2 separate regions of the Mus musculus genome follow, and region 2 is linked to region 1. The links are chromatin loops, found by intact Hi-C in ENCODE. Cell type or tissue: left cerebral cortex. All regions are shown on one strand.

Region 1 (2,500 bases):
TTGCCCAAGTGGGGAGACAAGGAGCCGAGTTAGAAGCGCCTCCCGCCTCGAAAGAAGTTGCCCCGGTTAGGGGAAGTGATAAGGAAGACGGGAGCAAGATGCCCATCGAGGCACCGCCCTGGCCCGGGGCTGTCAGGCCTTCGTTAGGGCCGGCCGGCCCGGCCCGGGGAGCGGAGACAGTGGCTGCGGTGGCGGGCAGAGCGCGAAGGCCGGGCCCCGGCGCGGGGAGGGCGTTATATCGGGGCAGGAGGCTGAGGCAGGAAGCAGGTGGGGGGGAGGGGGGAGCCACGCAGCTCCCAGGGGAGGGAGGGGGCAGCGCCCCGGGCGGGCACGGCGCACAGCCGGCTGCGGCCCTGACCCTGGCCTGCGCCCCACCCGCGTTCTGGACCCAGCCGGGGCCTCGGCTCCACATCTCTTCCCCAGCTCCCCTCCGCCCCGTCTCCCCCGAAACTCTGCCGCCTCAAACTTCGGGGAAAACTTTCCCAACTTCAGACAGGGCGGGAGGAGCGCGCCGGCCCCAGCCCCCCTCCCTGGCCCCCAGTTCCTCCTCTGGGCCCCCAATTTCAGCAGCCTGGTGGCAGTGGGGACCCACACCAAATCTAAAGCCGCCCTGCCCTCCGGCGAGCACGCCCGCCCCTGTTCCCCGCCTGGCCCGCAGGGCCTCGCCGGCCCGTTACCTGCGGCGGCCGCCCAGCCCGGCTTCCCTCCCTGAGGCGGTGGCAGCTCCTAGCCTGCGCCCCACCCGCCCCGCTGCCAGGCGCCGAGCTGTGCCAGGGCAGCGCCCCTGCCAGCCCCGCCCGCCGGCTCCCCTTGCCTTCCCCTCTCCTCCCCAGCCCATGTGCGGGCAGAGCCGGCCCCGGGCCGCTGACCCCGCCGTGAACCCGGCGCCGAGCAGCGGCCCAGCCGTCCCGAGTCCTCTAGGGAAGACACTTAGAGCCCCAAACGCCAGCCGCGACCCGGGCGCCCACGCCTGAGGATGCTCCCGAGGTAGCCGGCGCACGAGGACCAGATTGTCCCGGGTCCCTTGCCCTTCCCTGTCGCCAACTCGAGGACCCACCTGGGGGGCATGTCGGAAGCCCCGGGCCCGGCTGCCGGCGGATCCAGGGGGGGACGTGGCTGCAGTGCGCTGCCCTCCGCCCGCCGGGCCCCCGGTCGGTCTGTCTTGCCGGTCCGTCCTCCCCGCGTCCTGGTCGCGTCTCAGCCCCTCCGCGCTTTCCGCACACTCTTATCTGGAGCGGCCCGAACCGGCAGACGCTGCCGCGGCCATGGCGCCACCTCGCGGCCACGCGGGGACTGTGTGCGGCTGGGCTGCGACCTCTGGCGCACACCTGGGCCAAGAGGCTTGCAGATGCGGAGCTGAGCAGATCTTGCAGGTTCGCGCGCTTCCAGATGTGCCCACCTGGAGACTCAGATATCGGACCTGGGAGTCCCATAAACCTGGGGGTTTTGTGCTGAGTGCTCCCGAGTACATATTTATATGTTATATCGCGCCAATTCGGGGGGGGGGAGGGGAAGGTTCTGTCTTCAAATGAGGAACTCTTAAGCCAGGGATGGTGGCGCATTCTTGTAATCATCCTAGCATAGCACCCAGGAGTTGGAAGCAAGAGGACCAGGAGTTCAAGGTCAGCCTCTACTACCTGAGACCCTATCTTAGAAAAGGGGTTGGGGTGGAACACTACGAACAGTATTCTGTGAGAGGGCGAGCTTAGAAATCCTAAGTGAGATGAAGGTACATACGTTCGGAGCAGGAGCGGGGCGGCTTTTATTAGACATTTCTGAACACCATTATTCACTTGGACTCAGTGGAGAGAGACACATTCCAACTCTCCCTCAGACACATGTTATCAGTATGCACATCATAAACCGTCCACACTCAAACTCTGTCCAAGCAGTGACAAGGGCGCGCCATGTTTACACAGACCGCCCACCCCCTCCCGGAGTCCCAACTTCTTGGGCTACTGCGGAGGCTACTACGTGAAACGGGGTAGAGGTCCTACCAAAGAGCCCTCCCCGAACTTGCGGGTCTCCAGAAGGACCCTAGAGCCCTCCATTGGAAATAGCTGGACAGAGCCCCCTTGCGACGTGCCCCTCAAGTCCCCAATCCCCCATCTAAGCAGTTTTGAGGGATCTTAGTTTGCCCCCCCCCAATACACCATTCGAGAGATATCACGAGAACGGGCGGCTTGAGACCCCCTCAAAAAAAGATCCTACACGCCACACAAGGGAGAGCTCATTCATGTTGGTGACTCCTCTTTTAGGAGGGAGGGGAGCGTGCACCAGCTCTTGGGTGCTCACCGGAAATGTCCCTGCATAGCGGGGCGGAGGCATAAGCACCGTTGCAAGCACCGCGCCTCCGTGGCCCACGCTCCGCCTCTTCCCCGCACCTCCTGACCCCCGCCCACGCTATAGGGGGGGTCCCCCCAAACCGCCCACAGCTTCTTATTGGCTGCGCCATCCTCCGTGGCCAAGCCGGAGAGGCTGGGGCTCAGAGTTACTATGG
Region 2 (2,500 bases), 290 kb before region 1:
AGTGGTGTAAGTGCACAATTAGTTATACTAGTAAAGAACTAGAAACCACCCATGTGTCCATCAGCAGGGGTCAGGCCAAATAAATATGGTTTGTTCACACAGGAGAGTAGCATTCAGCTCTAAGAAACAATGAGATGCTCTCTAGGAACCAACAGGGGAAACTTAAAAAAGCAAGGTACAGGATGGTGTCACTGCATGGCACCTTCTGCTTACAAAGAGTGGGCAGAGCCAGGTGTGGTGGCTTATGCCTGTAAAGTCTGGTACTCCTGGGCTACACAGTGAGTCTCTGTGTGAATCATTTTAAAATAAAGGAGGCAGCATGGGCCCGAGACAGGCTCTCATGTGGCCTAGAGATCTCTAAGCTTCTAACCCTCTGCTTCTCCCTCCGGAGTACTGAGATGACAGGTGTGTGCCGCCATGTTTACTCACATCTTTATTGGGTTTTAAAAACAGTAACAATAGGCTAGAGAGATGCCTCAGCCATTAAAAGCTGGGCTCACAACCAAAACTAGTGACATAACCAACCCTCTAACTGGGTACCCACGCAAAGGTGCTGTGTGTTGGGGAGGGGGGGCGTGAATGCTGCAGGGAAAGGGGTGCTACTTTCATATAGCTTTGATTTCAGAAGCAGGTAAATAAGTTACCAGCTCAAGATGATACTAACAATAGAGTAGGTGACCACCAACGGTTCCCAGGGTGAGGTGATGCTGGAGACCCTCTCCAGTCTTGGGGAGAATCAACCCCAGATGCTTGCTCTGGCCGTAGCACCTACCCACTCTCTCCCCAGCTCCTGCAGCAAATGGTTTCCATCCTCACGCTTAGCCAGTACCTGCTAAAATCTGCAGCAGGTAACCTGAGCCTGGCAGGGAGAGAAACAGTTCTACGTGCTATGACAAGCCTGAGTCTCAGGCACTCACAAAAATGGACGGAAGCTAATACAGTGGTTGGGAAGGGCCCTCAGAAACAGGGAAGACGTCAGGAAGGTCTATGAGATGAGTCCACCTTGTGACTCAGGCGCATATACATTTGTATTTCCATCTCTGCTCAGCAATTAAAAGTCCTGGCAACTGTGGCACTTACTAAATGGCCTTCAGAGGACTACCCAGTTGTGCTAGGAGAGGGATCCAGCACTCACAATTAGCACAGCACCGCAGGAAGCTGGCCTAAGGACCAAGAGGAGTTGAGGAAGGTAAGCGTGGAGAGAAGCAGGCACACTACCTCTGGCTCAGTTTCACCTTTCTCCCCAATGCCATCTGTGCAGTGGGGGAGTTGGGTTGTAGTTGCCATGGAGAACCTGAGGGAGGAGAGTGTGGGTGGAGCAGTCATCCACAACCTGGTCCTGGAGCTGTGGGGGCAACACCCAGAGCAGAGTTTTGCTGTACTGGTCCAGGCTGGTGACAGTGGAGACAGGCGGAGCTGGCTGGCTGGCAGGGGAGGGGATGGAAGGAGTGGAGCAAGCTCCCAGTGGAACTCTGAAACTGCCACAAGTTGGAGCTTGGCTGCAGGTGGAGCAGGAGCCGCAGAAAGGCTGCCCTCAGGCACCACGGGCCTCTCTTCCCCCAGCTCCCTCTCTTTCCACACCTCAGATCTCTGATTACCCATTTCTGCCCTGGGTTTGGTAATGACAGCCTGCACTCACAGTGGACATCCTCCCTCTGTTTGGGACACATTTTCTCTCATCCTACAAGGTGATACTGACTTTACTTCAACTCTGGGGCCCTCAGCTTTGCTCAACTCCCCAGATAAGACAACAACATTCCCCTATAGATTTGCTGAGGAGGAGAAAGAATTGGTCTGGCTTTCTGGAATAGAGGTGAGAAATGAGAACCAGGCCACAGGCGCTCATTTGCCTTGCCCTAAAGGGACAATGTGACAAGAGACACAGCCTTCCTCTGTGCAAAAGCTGACCACATTTCCGCAGTGGCAAGAGTCCCACTATCTCCTAGAGTCTTTGGTCACCATGTGCCCTGTCAGATGACTGTGGCTGTGATACTACTCTACAATGTCCCTGTTCCTCTAGACTCCGTTCCTGGGTAGACCCCAGAGGCCAGCAACCAATCTGTGTAGCACAAACTTTTGGATCAAGACAGCCCCTGAGAGCTGCATGTCCCAGCTTATCCTTCTCCTTAAAACTCATTTGGTTGAGGGAGATTTCAAGCATACACAAAAGTAAGGCTCTCCCATAGACCTACTGCTCAATTTAAAATAGCTAACAGGTATCAGTTGAATTTTATTTCAGCTAAACCACATGTAACTAGTTTTTATTTATTAAGATAGGTTTTTTTTTTAATTGATTGATTGAGATAAGGGTTCTCTGTGTTATCCTAGCTAGCTGTCCTGGAATTCACTCTGTGGACCAGGCTGGCTTTGAACTCAGAGAGATGCACCTGCCTCTGCCTCCTGAGTGCTGGGATTAAAGGTGTGAGCCACCATGGCCAGCTTTATTTTTGGATTATTTGAGGTAACTTTTAGACTCTTGACCCAACTAATATACATACCT

The links. A loop is a pair of places that touch in the nucleus more often than their neighbours do. Peaks named below come from ENCODE experiments on the same cell type or tissue, not always from the same donor. Only the 100,000 strongest peaks of a DNase experiment are listed, where the experiment ranks them.
Region 2: it touches region 1 in a loop (15-fold over the local background); 2 of 42 quality-filtered maps call a loop at or near these places.

What each region holds. Positions count from the first base shown.
Region 1 is chr11:75,167,946-75,170,445 of GRCm38, forward strand. It overlaps Hic1 (hypermethylated in cancer 1), which reads right to left and starts at 2,310. Exons shown (of 2, transcript NM_010430.2): 1 at 1,058-2,310. The coding sequence starts at 1,574. In left cerebral cortex, a CTCF peak has its summit at 1,289 (motif pointing left); DNase peaks (open chromatin) are centred at 1,296 and 1,831; H3K4me3 peaks cover 2,500 bases; H3K27ac peaks cover 1,018 bases.
Region 2 is chr11:74,873,538-74,876,037 of GRCm38, forward strand. All of the region lies in intron 2 of Sgsm2 (small G protein signaling modulator 2), which reads right to left. Among named protein-coding and RNA genes, the nearest start is that of Mir6926, 6.6 kb to the left of the region's middle. In left cerebral cortex, no CTCF peak of the experiment used is centred here; a DNase peak (open chromatin) is centred at 1,321; H3K27ac peaks cover 521 bases.